Regions from separate parts of the Homo sapiens genome. Here regions 1, 3 and 4 are each linked to region 2. A link is a contact called in ENCODE Hi-C or POLR2A ChIA-PET data. All regions are on one chromosome and are shown on one strand. The core of a region is the stretch at or near the end of the contact, and the rest is flanking DNA. Distances in the headings are between cores, read along the strand shown.

Region 1 (2,700 bases), core at 201-2,700, 1.0 Mb after region 2:
CAATAGCAAAACAACCGAAAACTTCCTGAATGCATATCAACAGAGAAATGGATAAATGAATTATGTTATATTTATTTTATTTATTTATTTTTGAGCTGGAGTCTCACTCTGTCCCAGGCTGGAGTGCAGTGATGCAATCTTTGCTCACTGTAACCTCCACCTCCTGGGTTCAAATGATTCTCCTGCTTCACCCTCCTGAGTAGCTGGGATTACAGGCATGCACCACCATGCCCAACTAATTTTTGTATTTTTTAGTAGAGACAGGGTTTCAACATGTTGGCCAGGCTGGTCTCGAACTCCTGACCTCAGGTGATCCACCCCCCCCTTGGCCTCCCAAAGTCCCAAAGTGCTGGGATTACAGGCGTGAGCCACCACGCCTGGCTGGTATATTTATTAATCAAATACTACACAGCAATAACAGTGAACTAACTGTGGCTACAAGCAATAATGTGGATAAATTTTACAGGCATAATTTGAGGAAAAAGAAATGAGATATGATAGAGAATATGCTATATGGTTCTATTTACATAAGGCTCAACCACAGGCACAATTCATATACAAGTGATACAGCAGTTTACTTTCTGGGGGAGGGAGGAGATAACTGGAGGAGGCTGAGCTGGGGGCAGAGGTGCATCTGAGGTTCTGAGAATGTTCCAGAGCAGGCTATCTCCACCTTGGCACTAGTGAAATTTTGTTGGGGAGACTGTCCTGGGCACTGTGACATTCCCGGCCTCTACCCACTAGTGCCGGTACCACGATGTCCACCCCACCCACCACCACCCCCGCCTCATTTTGGAAACAAAAATGTCTCCAGACATTTCCAAATGTCCCCTTGGGTGGAGGAGGTACAAAATTCCCCTGGTTGCCCTGTTTGATTTTGGGTCGTGGGGGAATTAGGGGTGTGGGCTCATTTATGGAAATTCCTTGAGCTATACACATATGATTCATCAACTTTTCTGTACACATATAAAGCTTTTAAAGTTTTTAAAATAAAAAAACAAGTCAATGAATGACTGAAAGAACCAGTAAGTTTTCCAGCAATCCGAGACAATAGATAGAGTGGGGTTTAATGTCTTGTTCACAGACAAGGAGACTGGGATCCAGGGTGGGTCAGGGCAGGGGGCCAGCAGGATCCAGGAGGGAACTCATTCCCTGACTTCTCCTCCGCTTCCTTCCCCCATGCTCTCACGCATTCTTGCTCCCGAATACTAGCCAAGTCCCTACAGAGGCTGATCCCGTGCAGGGGCTCGGTTGGACCTTTAGCCTCAAACTCCCGTGGTGGAAACAGTTAGGATTGGTGGACGCTGCACCCAGCATCCTGCAAACAGAATTCTGAAAACTGATATCTCATGCAAACAGGATATCAACTTTTGTCAGAAAGATCAAAAAGAGCTTGAGGTTTTTCTTCACAGCCTCAGCCTTGCCTCTCCCCCTCTTGCTTTATCTCCTCATTTCTGTGTGCAGGCGAGCTTCTTGGCCTAAGGGCAGGAAGAGATGGCAGCGGGGGAGACGCAGCTCTACGCCAAGGTCTCCAACAAGCTCAAGAGCCGCAGCAGCCCCTCGCTCCTGGAGCCCCTCCTGGCCATGGGCTTCCCGGTGCACACCGCGTGAGTACTGCCCAGAGACCCCGGGGCCCAGCCAGTAAGGCTGGTGCCAGACCCTGCTGCGGCCCCCGGCATGGAGCTGCAGGGGTGTAGGGTACGGCTTCCTGCCAAAGCAGTGCACCTTGCAGGGTAAGACACTGCCTCTTCACAGGGCCCTCTTCTGCTTCTCGTAAATGAGGTGATCTTGACCAAGCTTGTCCAACCCACATGAGGCCCAGGACAGCTTTGGGCTTAAGCCATCATCCCACCTCAGCCTCCTAAGGCTGCCCTGTTCAATTTGTGTTGGCTGCCCAACACAAATTGGTAAACTTTCTTAAAATATTATGAGATTTTTTTTTTAGCTCATTAGCTATTATTAGTGTTAGCGTATTTTATGTGTGGCCCAGGGAGGCACAAGAATACCCCTGATATTCTTGACCTTTTAAAGACCAGCTCGGCTGGCTGACTGGGGGACCCTGAAATTTGTGAAAATCAGAAGCCATGTATTACTCTGGGTGCCCCATTTTGGGGGTTTGGAGGAGATTGGGGCCTGGTTGTAATCTCTTTGTGTGCAGCTCAGTGACTCTGAAAGTGGCGTTTCAAGATATTCAAACTCTAACGTGAAAGGCCCCAAAGCCCGCTGAGTCTCTAACACTGGGACCAACTGTCAGCAGGGCTGTGCTTCCACGCTGCCCGGGGAAAGTCACTTGTCCTCAGAGACAATCCCTTGAGTGTCTGATAACGAAACAAATGGGTAGGAAACTTCAGACACAGTGTGAGCGCGACCCTGCTTACCCAAGGGAAAGGCCTGCATGTGGAAGAGCTTAGCCTTCAGAGTTACCACTCTCGGAGAGGGAGGCCACGACACCAACATTGGGTTACAGCTTTCATGGCAAACCAGTGCCTTAAATCTGACCCATTCATTTTTTCACATGGAAAAATGTATCAGAAACACACTTTAAATCTGACCCATTCATTTTTTCACATGGAAAAATGTATCAGAAACACACTTTAGGTAACTTTGGGTTGGGGAAGGAGCTAAACTTTCCTTCCACACTATAACAAAAGCTTGGCCAAATTGGGTGAAGTAACTCTGAAGCTAGACAAACCCATTTCT
Region 2 (2,700 bases), core at 133-2,632:
TGCTCGTGTCCCTCTGTCCGGCTTCTCTGAGGCCTTTCTTTGTGCCTTCCTTGAAGCAGTAGGCCGGCCCAGGCCCTGTTGTGAAAGACATTCCTAGTGAAACCGAATGTCACATCACGCTGCCAAGTCTGAGATTCACATTCCTCCCCTCACTCCTCAGCCTCTGTCCGCCCGGGCTCTTGGGAAGAGAAGTGGTTCAGGGATAGGTGATCCTGACGATGATCTCCTGGTGTTAATATTTCTAATGCCAAGGTTTTGAAAAACATGTTAAGTTTCTAAATATCTTCCGTAAAGTTAAGCCTGCACTCAAGGGAAGTCACTACAATGACTTAGCCAAGAGGAGCTCAGGAGTTTTTTTAAACGTATAGTGTTGATGTCTGGGAGAGGATCACGGGTGGATAGGAGAGCTGAGAGCCTGCTTCCTCCCTCCCAGCCATCACTGCCAGTCCTTGAGAGGCTTGGTCCCCTCCCCGGTGTCTGGAGGGCTCCTCCTGGAGGTTCCCAGACCTCTTGGCTCTGGTGATGGGAATGCCTGGCCCTCCTTGACTTTGGTCACAGAGCAGGAAGCCTTAGGGAGCATGCGGTTGTGCACCTTCACTTTTGCAGGTGAAAAGTAACTGAGGACCAGAAAGATGACATGCAGCTGGCTCAGGGCTGAGTTCCGGAGCCTGGGGTTTGTCCTGGGGCCTCCTTATCTCCAATGGGAAGAAAACCGTCTTGGTTTTGCGGCGGGGACCTCAGGCACGGGTGCTTGGAGAAAGCTGTTGACCCTCCTTCTTTGGGTTTTCCGCACCTAATGAGGGGAGAGGTGACATTTGTCAGGTGCGGCTCAGGCATGAAGCTAAGCAGGACAGCTCAGAGCGTCCAGATCATGTACCTGAGAGCATGTCCTCGGCTGTAACAGGAGTGCATCTGTGAGGCCCGATACACGAACCACACGTGGCTATTCATTCAAATTACATGGAGTTCGAAGTCCAGTTCCTTGGTCGCAGTAGTCACATTTCAGAGCCACACAGGTGGTACTGGATGGCACTGTCAGGGCAGAACCTTCCAGTGACTGAGCCACTCTGAGCTGCCCCCATGCCAGCCTCCCCTGGAATCTGTTAGCAATGCTGATTCTCAGGCCCAGCCCAGACCTGACAGATCAGACTCTCTGGCGGGGGTGGGGGGACAGCCGCCCCGTCTCCACAGCTCTCCCAGGATTCGGATGCAGCTGGAGTTTGGGGACCACTCTGTGAGTCATCTGGAGAGCACGCTGATAACTCAGTTTCATTTCTGTGGCCAGATCAAGTAGTTTCATTTCTCTCCCTGTTTGTTGATGACGGAGCAGGGGAGGGAGTGGTTCATATGCCACATAAAAGTGAAGTGGAGGAAAGGGAAGAGATGATTTCTCCATCCTGAACGTGCAGCGGTAAGAGCGGGGCCGGTGCAGGGAGGGCTGCTTTGTGTCTGATGCACAGCAGATGCGTGTTTAAAAAATATTTCCTGAGTAACGTGACATCTGCTTGGTGAATGTGGCTTGTGCTGGGAGGCAGGAGCCACAAAGATAAGATTCTGGTGTGAGGAGCAGAAAGGGCCCATGTTGCCACCAGCCCACAGTAGCCTTGTGCACAGACAAAGAGGCTCTGGAGGGGAAGTGGCTGGCCCTGGGGACAGGGTGGCCTCCATCCTGATCTGGCCAAAAGTCGGGTGGACGCAAAGGGGTGGTTTTTAGGACAGCTTTGCTCAGCGTCCTACAAAGTCTGGGGGTTGAGTAAGGAGCTTTGTGCCCGAAAAGTCGTCTCGGAGGGTTTCAAGTGTTCCTTCTTTTGTGGTATTTGTGATGCTCTGACGTAACCTTAGTGACGGTGATATGCTGGGAAATTGGCTCTCATGGGGCGGGGCAGGGCAGAGGGTGGTGCCTGATTTCTAGCCTTTGCCGATTCTCTTCCGTTCTCATGGTGTGAATGCTCCCACCGTGGCCAGTTCCCAGCCAGTAGGGGCCAACTCCAGCACTCTGGACCACTGCACCCTGGATCGCCTGCACTCTGGGGGCTGAAGTCCATTTTATAATTGATATAGAGCGGAAAGGAGACATGGTGGTATTGATGACGCAGTTTTTTTTTCTTTTTTTTTTTTTTTTTTTTTTTTTTGAGAGAAGTTCTCGTTCTGTTCCCCAGGCTGGAGTGCAGTGGCGTGATCATGGCTCACTGCAGTCTCAAGCTCCCGGGCTCAAGGGATCCTCCCACCTCAGCCTCCCAAGTAGCTGGGACTACAGGTGTGCACCACCACACCTGGTTAATTTTATTTCTTTTTGTAGAGACAGGGGCTCTCTATGTTGCCCAGGCTGGTCTCAAACTCACTGGCTCAAGAAGTCCTTACGCCTCAACCTCCCAAAGCACTGGGATTACAGGCGTAAGCCACCCCATTCGGCTTTGATGACACCTTTTGAACACTGTTCTTTCTCATTTTGTGTTTAGAATGTTGTCTCTAGCTGTTTAAAAAGATCAGGATTCCAAGCTATCTTTCCTCGCACCCTCTCCTCCGTTTACTCTGCTCTACTTCCCAGCCCCGCGCCAACCCCTGAAGCACTTTTGACTCCCTTCGGATGTACAATTTTTTTTTCTTTTTCTTTTTTGAGACAGGGTCTTCCTGCTCTGTTTCCCAGGCTGGAGTGCAATGGTACCATCATAGCTCACTGCAGCCTTAAACTTCCGGGCT
Region 3 (2,700 bases), core at 103-2,602, 1.1 Mb after region 2:
GGATCCTGACTGAGAGGATGGTGCCTTCACAGACCTCACATTTCAGTGAGGGGGAGGGTCAGCACAAAGGTAATTATGCAAATTAACACAGCAGGAAGTTCTCCTTATCAGGAGATAAACAGTACAAAGTCATGCACAGCATATCCTGTTAAACCAAAATACAAAGTAAATAGTGAGAAGTAGGGTTTGATTTAGAGTCTATCTTGATCAATTAAAAATTATGAACATTGGTCCATTTTACCTTGTATTTTGAAAAGGTAAATTAGGCAAAATTGCAACTATGCCCAAATTCTTAAAATAATAGTAAGTCAACATTAATGGTGGCAGTAGAGTTCTTATACATTTTCTGACTATGTTTTATGATAGCAGAACGCAACATTTTTAACTTCATGTTTGACTTAATACATCATGTGTTCAGCAAAAGAGTCATTTTTACAAAAATATGTATGGCCTTTAATTTTCCCAAGAGCTCTTCATCATCCTTTGAATTAAATTATTTGTTTTGTCAGGGCTGGTTTGTTTCTGTTTGTTTGTTTTTTCTTTTATCCCCCTAAGTAAGGAAACAAAGGACTAGTTGTTGACAGTCTCATACCCTATTGTTACTTAGTCTCATTTTTCCAGAACCTCCTTTGTCAGTAGCTTTGTGTATAATTTGAGTAGTCCCCCACATAATGTTAATCAATTCCATGAAACCTTACAGCGTTTCCAAGATTGAAAATTTCCCTTTGCCATCCATTGGTGTTATATTTGTATTGTGTTGTGGAAAATTTGACAATCAGAAAAACTGATTGCCAAGGGCGTGGACACAATGGTTAGAGGCAGAGAGATGCTCAGGCTAAACAGGGCAGGTGTTCAGTGAGGGTGCAGCCTTTAAATGGTGCGTTTGTGGCAAATATTTTCAAGGCAGTCTGACCACTTTTGCTTCTCTACCAACTTTCTAATACGGGGTCCGAATAACGAATGCTTGGAGGGCATCCCTGGCCTACCCCAGCCCCAGGCACAGTGCCTGGCACACCCTTAGCTTTCCAGAAATAGTTATTGACTGGATGAATTGCTAATTATGGTAAATGGCATTGGTAAAAAAAAAAAAAAAAACTTCAGCCAAATTAAATTTAAAGGAGTTTAATTGAGCAATGAATGATTTGCGATGCGAATCAGGCAGCCTTCTGAGCCAGGGTAGGCTTAGAGACTCCAGCTACGTGATGGAAGCATATTTATGGACAGAAAAAGGAGAGTGAAGTACGGAAAACAGAAGTGAGGTAGGGATGCAGCTGCATTGTTTACAGCTCGGCATTTGCCTATTTGGATACAGTTCGAACAGTTGGCTGCATTTGATTGGCCAAAACTCAGTGATTGGCACAGGTGTAGGCCAATCTGCTTACACCTCCACTTGTTAGTGTTCACGACTTACAGAGAACCCTTTAGGCTGAACTTAAGTATGTACGGAGGCTAAACCTGGTTTAACAGCATAAAGAAAAACAAAAGAGCCAGGAAAGAGGACACCAGAGAGGCCTTAAAGAGTCTAGAGGCAGGGAAGGCCTCTGTGCGGGGTGAAGTGGGAGGAAGTGGCTGAGGAAAAGAGGAGCATGGGGCAGGAAGTACGGGTCAGGTCGGGCGAGGGTACCACGTGTGAGTGTGAGGCAGGAGCGCAGCAAGGTGGAGATGGGGAAGGCGCGATGACGTGGGCCCTGCAATGACGCTTGTCTCTGTAAACCACAGAGCAGCAGCGGTGGACAGGGACAGAGGCAGTAAACACAGGGCATGGTCCCCTCCCCACCCCAGGGCCAGCAGCCCTAAGGAAGAGTGACTTAGGAGAGTAGTGGCTGACCAGCTCCAGCAGGGCCTGGGGTCTGTAATCCTGCTTGAGGGCTTCCAGAATTCCAGTGCTGCATGCTACTTTAGGTTTAGAAATAAAAGTATTCAGCTGGGTTTGGTGGCTCATGGCTGTAATCCCAGCGCTTTGGGAGGCCAAGGCGGGAGGATCGCTTGAGCCCAGGAGTTTAAGACCACCCTGGGCAACATAGCAAGACCCTGTCTTTACAAAAAATAAAAAAAATGAGACTGGCTTGGTGGTATTCACCTATAGTCCCACTACTCAGGAGACTAAGGTAGCAGGATCTCTTGAATTAAGAGGTTGAGGGTATAGTGGGCTGTGATTGCACCACTGCACTCCAGCCTGGGGAACAGAGTGAGACCCCATCTCTTAAAAAAAAAAAAAAAAAAGAAAAGAAAAGAAAGAAAAGCATTCTCATAGTGTGATTCCCTTGTACCTGTAATAGGTCCATTGCCTGATGCACTCTGCAAATCAATATGCTAAGACCCTGGGCTGCAGCAGAGAAAGAGGCTTAATCATGGGGCTACCAGAAGAGGAAATGGCAGGAAACCTCAACTGTATCTCCCCAAGGAGTGTGGGGCTAGGGTTTTTAAGGGTTTTGGCGTAGGCTGCAGTGTGGAGATGGTTGATAGGTTGGAGAGTGGAATGAAGCCGTGGACAGGGAGATGGAAAAATGGTGTTCTCATGCTGACTCGGTTCCTGTTGTGGGGATCTTCAAACCGGTTGGCAACAGCTGTTCTGCTGGAATTCAGGATCTGCTTAAGCAATTCTTAAACAGAAGCCTTACGATTCTAACAGCAGGGAAGTTCCTGTCTAGAGGAACAGTGGGGTGCAGATGGTTGGTATCTCATGCTATGGGACTTTCC
Region 4 (2,700 bases), core at 45-2,544, 1.1 Mb after region 2:
TCCCCCAGTCAAGATGAGGACTTTCCCAACACTGAAGACAGACACAGCAGATTACTTCAAAAACCTCAGAGCAAGTTTACAGCAAATATCTCAGACATAAGAAAGGTACAATTAAGGGCTAAATTGCATTCTGCCAACATTCATATGTGGAGGTCCTGACCCCTAACACCTCAGAATGTGAACTTATTTGGAGACAGGGTCTTTAAAGAGGTGACTAAGTTCAAATGAGGGCATTAGAGTGGGCCCTGATCCAATATGTCTGGTGTCCTTATAAGAAGAAATGAGGACACAGACACACACAGAGGGACAGCCTGTGAGGAAACGAGGAGAAGTACCTGTCTACAAGCCAAGGAGAGAGGCCTCAAGAGAGACCAGCCTCAATGGTGGCTTGACCTCAGACTCGCAGCCTCCAGGACTATGAGGGCATCTGTGGCTGTCGTTGAAGCCGCTCAGCTGTGGGACTTTGTTATGGCCGCCCCAGGAAATGAACACAGGGACGTAGTGATGCAACCCCCAGATGGCAGCTATGTCCTTTTAAGAACCAGGGAGAATTCAAACACATCTGTTTCATGGTGTAAGTTACTGTCAAGAGGCTCTCTTAAGTCAAAGAGAAAAATGGAAATGTGAAAATGCTAAGCTCTTTTCTTTCTCCTTCCGTCACCCATGTTCACAGCATAATCTTGATTGTATTTCATTTGAAAGACTAGCAAAATGCACTCCGTTTCTCTCTGTAAACCTCACAGATGTCATCAGTTGATAGCAAAGCCCTACTGTCTGCAGAGCGAGCCGCAGGGAGGCTGTGGGTGCCCTCGCCTTGCCCTCAGGAAGGGGAAACCAACCAATATTTCCTGTGCTAATGTGGGGCTATGAATTGTGCCTCACTGCTCTGAGCATGTTAATTTGAAGAGGAAACTGTCGATTGTTCCAATGAGACTATCTATATTCTTGGTCTACTTAGGATCAACTCAAGTGTGCATTTCCTATCTAATGGCATCTGACAGCTTGAGAAGATGCAAAGTAAATTGGCCTGGACCTGCCATAGTTTATAGATGGAGACAGGGCAGGTAATAGTGTGAGAAGATCATGTGTAACGCAGATGCTGAGATGCAGAAGAAAAGATGCCCTTCCTGGCTCTGGACGGGTCTCGGTGGAGGAGTGGGAGCTACTGCTGGTTTTATGAGAATGTGGGGACTTGAGACCTCTATGGGAGAAATGCAAACATTTGCAAATGGGCTGGATAAATAGAAACATGCCCTGTGCATGGCTGAGAACAGTAAACTGTGGTGGTGTGTCAGTTCCTCCCAGAGTGGATCAAAGGGGATGGTGTATTAGTCAGGGTTCCCCACAGACAGAGACAGAGACAAAGACAGAGAGACAGAGAGTGACCGAGAGAGAAAGAGAGAGAGAGATCTAGTTGAAGGAATTGGTTCAAGACTGTGAGCCTGGCAAGTGCACAATTTGCAGGGCAGGCTGGCAGATGGGAGACCCTGGGAAGAGTTGAGGTTACAGCTCAAGTCCAAAGGTGGTCTGGAGGCAGGATTTCCCCTTCCTCATGGGACCCCAGTTCGTTTCCTCTTAAGGCCTTCAACTGGTTGGATGAGACCCACTCACAGTGATGTGTCGAGACATTCAAGGACCATTTTCTGATTTAAAAAGCTTTAAATGTTTTTAATAAGGACTTTCAGCTATTTAAAAAGATTGAGCCAGCACCATGGAGTCCAACAGCCCCATCATCTGAAGGGTGGTCTCTGCTTTACTCAGCCTAGTGACTTAAATGTTAATCTCATTCTAAAAAAATACCTTCACAGTGACATCTAAAATAACATTTGACCCAATACCTGGGTACTGTGGCCTAGCCACGTTGACATGTAAAATTACCCATCATAGACGGTGATCATTGTAATAAAACAAACACATCATCCACACTTCCTGAGTCCTGAGCACTTTGCACACGCTACTTCATTTTGTGCTCATGGGAACCTTTCTGCTGAGGTTGTCCCGGACATTCTCAAGTACATACATGACCAGATGCTGGGTCTCCATGGCAACAACATGGTCTCACTTCTGTTCAAGCCGTGCTTTCCTTCCCCTGCAGGATGTACACCTTCAGTCTAGCCACAGACCTGAACTCCAGAAAGGATGGTGAAGCCAGCAGCAGATGCAGCGGGGAATTTCTTCCACAAACGGCAAGGAGTCTTAGCAGCTTACAGGCCTTGCAGGTAATAGAACATTCCCTTTTTTCTTTTAAGTAAACTAAGCAAAACTACACTTTGTATTAACTTCACGGTGGACACAGCTTCGTAGGTGTAGCTTTTGTTCCATAGACACATCCTCCCTGCCCTAGAGCGTGGTCAGCAAGGGGGCCTCCCAGGTCTGAGGGTGCCGGGGGTCCTGCCCTGGTCTGTCTGCTCTGGGCAGACAGGGAGCCACCCCTTCATGGCAGAGTGCCCCACCTTGAGCTCCTCAAGGCAGCTGAATCCCGAGTTCTCATCCCATTCCCTCATTCATGAGCCAAGAGGTCCCCAAGACGTCACCTGCCCCGGTGCCTTGGCCCCTCATCTTTTGAGGCAAAACTCTCCATAACCTGGGGGTCAGCAGACTCAGGCCAGGGTCCAGGGCACAGCAGGGCACCCCGAGCTGGCCACCCTCATGGGGCACATCCAGGAGTGCAGGCTGCCAGGCAGGGACACCAAGGAGCAG

What was found. Hi-C counts contacts between places; a loop is a spot of excess contacts on that map. ChIA-PET counts read pairs that join two places held with the same protein, here RNA polymerase II (POLR2A). Pooled maps may share reads with other maps.
Region 1: a pooled map shows a loop between it and region 2 (6-fold over the local background). The contact joins the promoter of UBASH3A here to the promoter of MX2 in region 2. A Hi-C loop is called at or near these places in 4 of 37 single-sample maps with no recorded cell type and 7 of 50 pooled maps. POLR2A ChIA-PET finds 5 or more read pairs at or near these places in 2 of 52 experiments (GM12878 and OCI-LY7).
Region 3: a loop to region 2 is called in a map with no recorded cell type, with 6 times the contacts of the local background. The contact joins the enhancer-like site here to the promoter of MX2 in region 2. A Hi-C loop is called at or near these places in 3 of 37 single-sample maps with no recorded cell type and 4 of 50 pooled maps.
Region 4: a loop to region 2 is called in a pooled map, with 5 times the contacts of the local background. The contact joins the enhancer-like site here to the promoter of MX2 in region 2. A Hi-C loop is called at or near these places in 1 of 37 single-sample maps with no recorded cell type and 5 of 50 pooled maps. POLR2A ChIA-PET finds 5 or more read pairs at or near these places in 2 of 52 experiments (GM12878 and OCI-LY7).

Annotation. Positions count from the first base shown.
Region 1 is chr21:42,402,452-42,405,151 of GRCh38, forward strand. UBASH3A (ubiquitin associated and SH3 domain containing A) reads left to right here and starts at 1,451. Exons shown (of 15, transcript NM_018961.4): 1 at 1,451-1,607. The coding sequence starts at 1,495.
Region 2 is chr21:41,360,645-41,363,344 of GRCh38, forward strand. It overlaps MX2 (MX dynamin like GTPase 2), which reads left to right and starts at 1,383. Exons shown (of 14, transcript NM_002463.2): 1 at 1,383-1,411. RefSeq lists enhancers at 808-1,067, 1,088-1,927.
Region 3 is chr21:42,462,704-42,465,403 of GRCh38, forward strand. No RefSeq gene overlaps it. Among named protein-coding and RNA genes, the nearest start is that of RSPH1, 32 kb to the right of the region's middle. RefSeq lists an enhancer at 1,174-1,685. Within about 2 kb of position 1,353, at least 15 of the 41 ENCODE cell types and tissues checked have a DNase peak (open chromatin) inside an H3K27ac peak, as active enhancers do.
Region 4 is chr21:42,424,602-42,427,301 of GRCh38, forward strand. It overlaps UBASH3A (ubiquitin associated and SH3 domain containing A), which reads left to right. Exons shown (of 15, transcript NM_018961.4): 8 at 2,096-2,219. Among named protein-coding and RNA genes, the nearest start is that of UBASH3A, 22 kb to the left of the region's middle. Within about 2 kb of position 1,295, at least 6 of the 41 ENCODE cell types and tissues checked have a DNase peak (open chromatin) inside an H3K27ac peak, as active enhancers do; they include GM12878, where a contact is called at or near this core.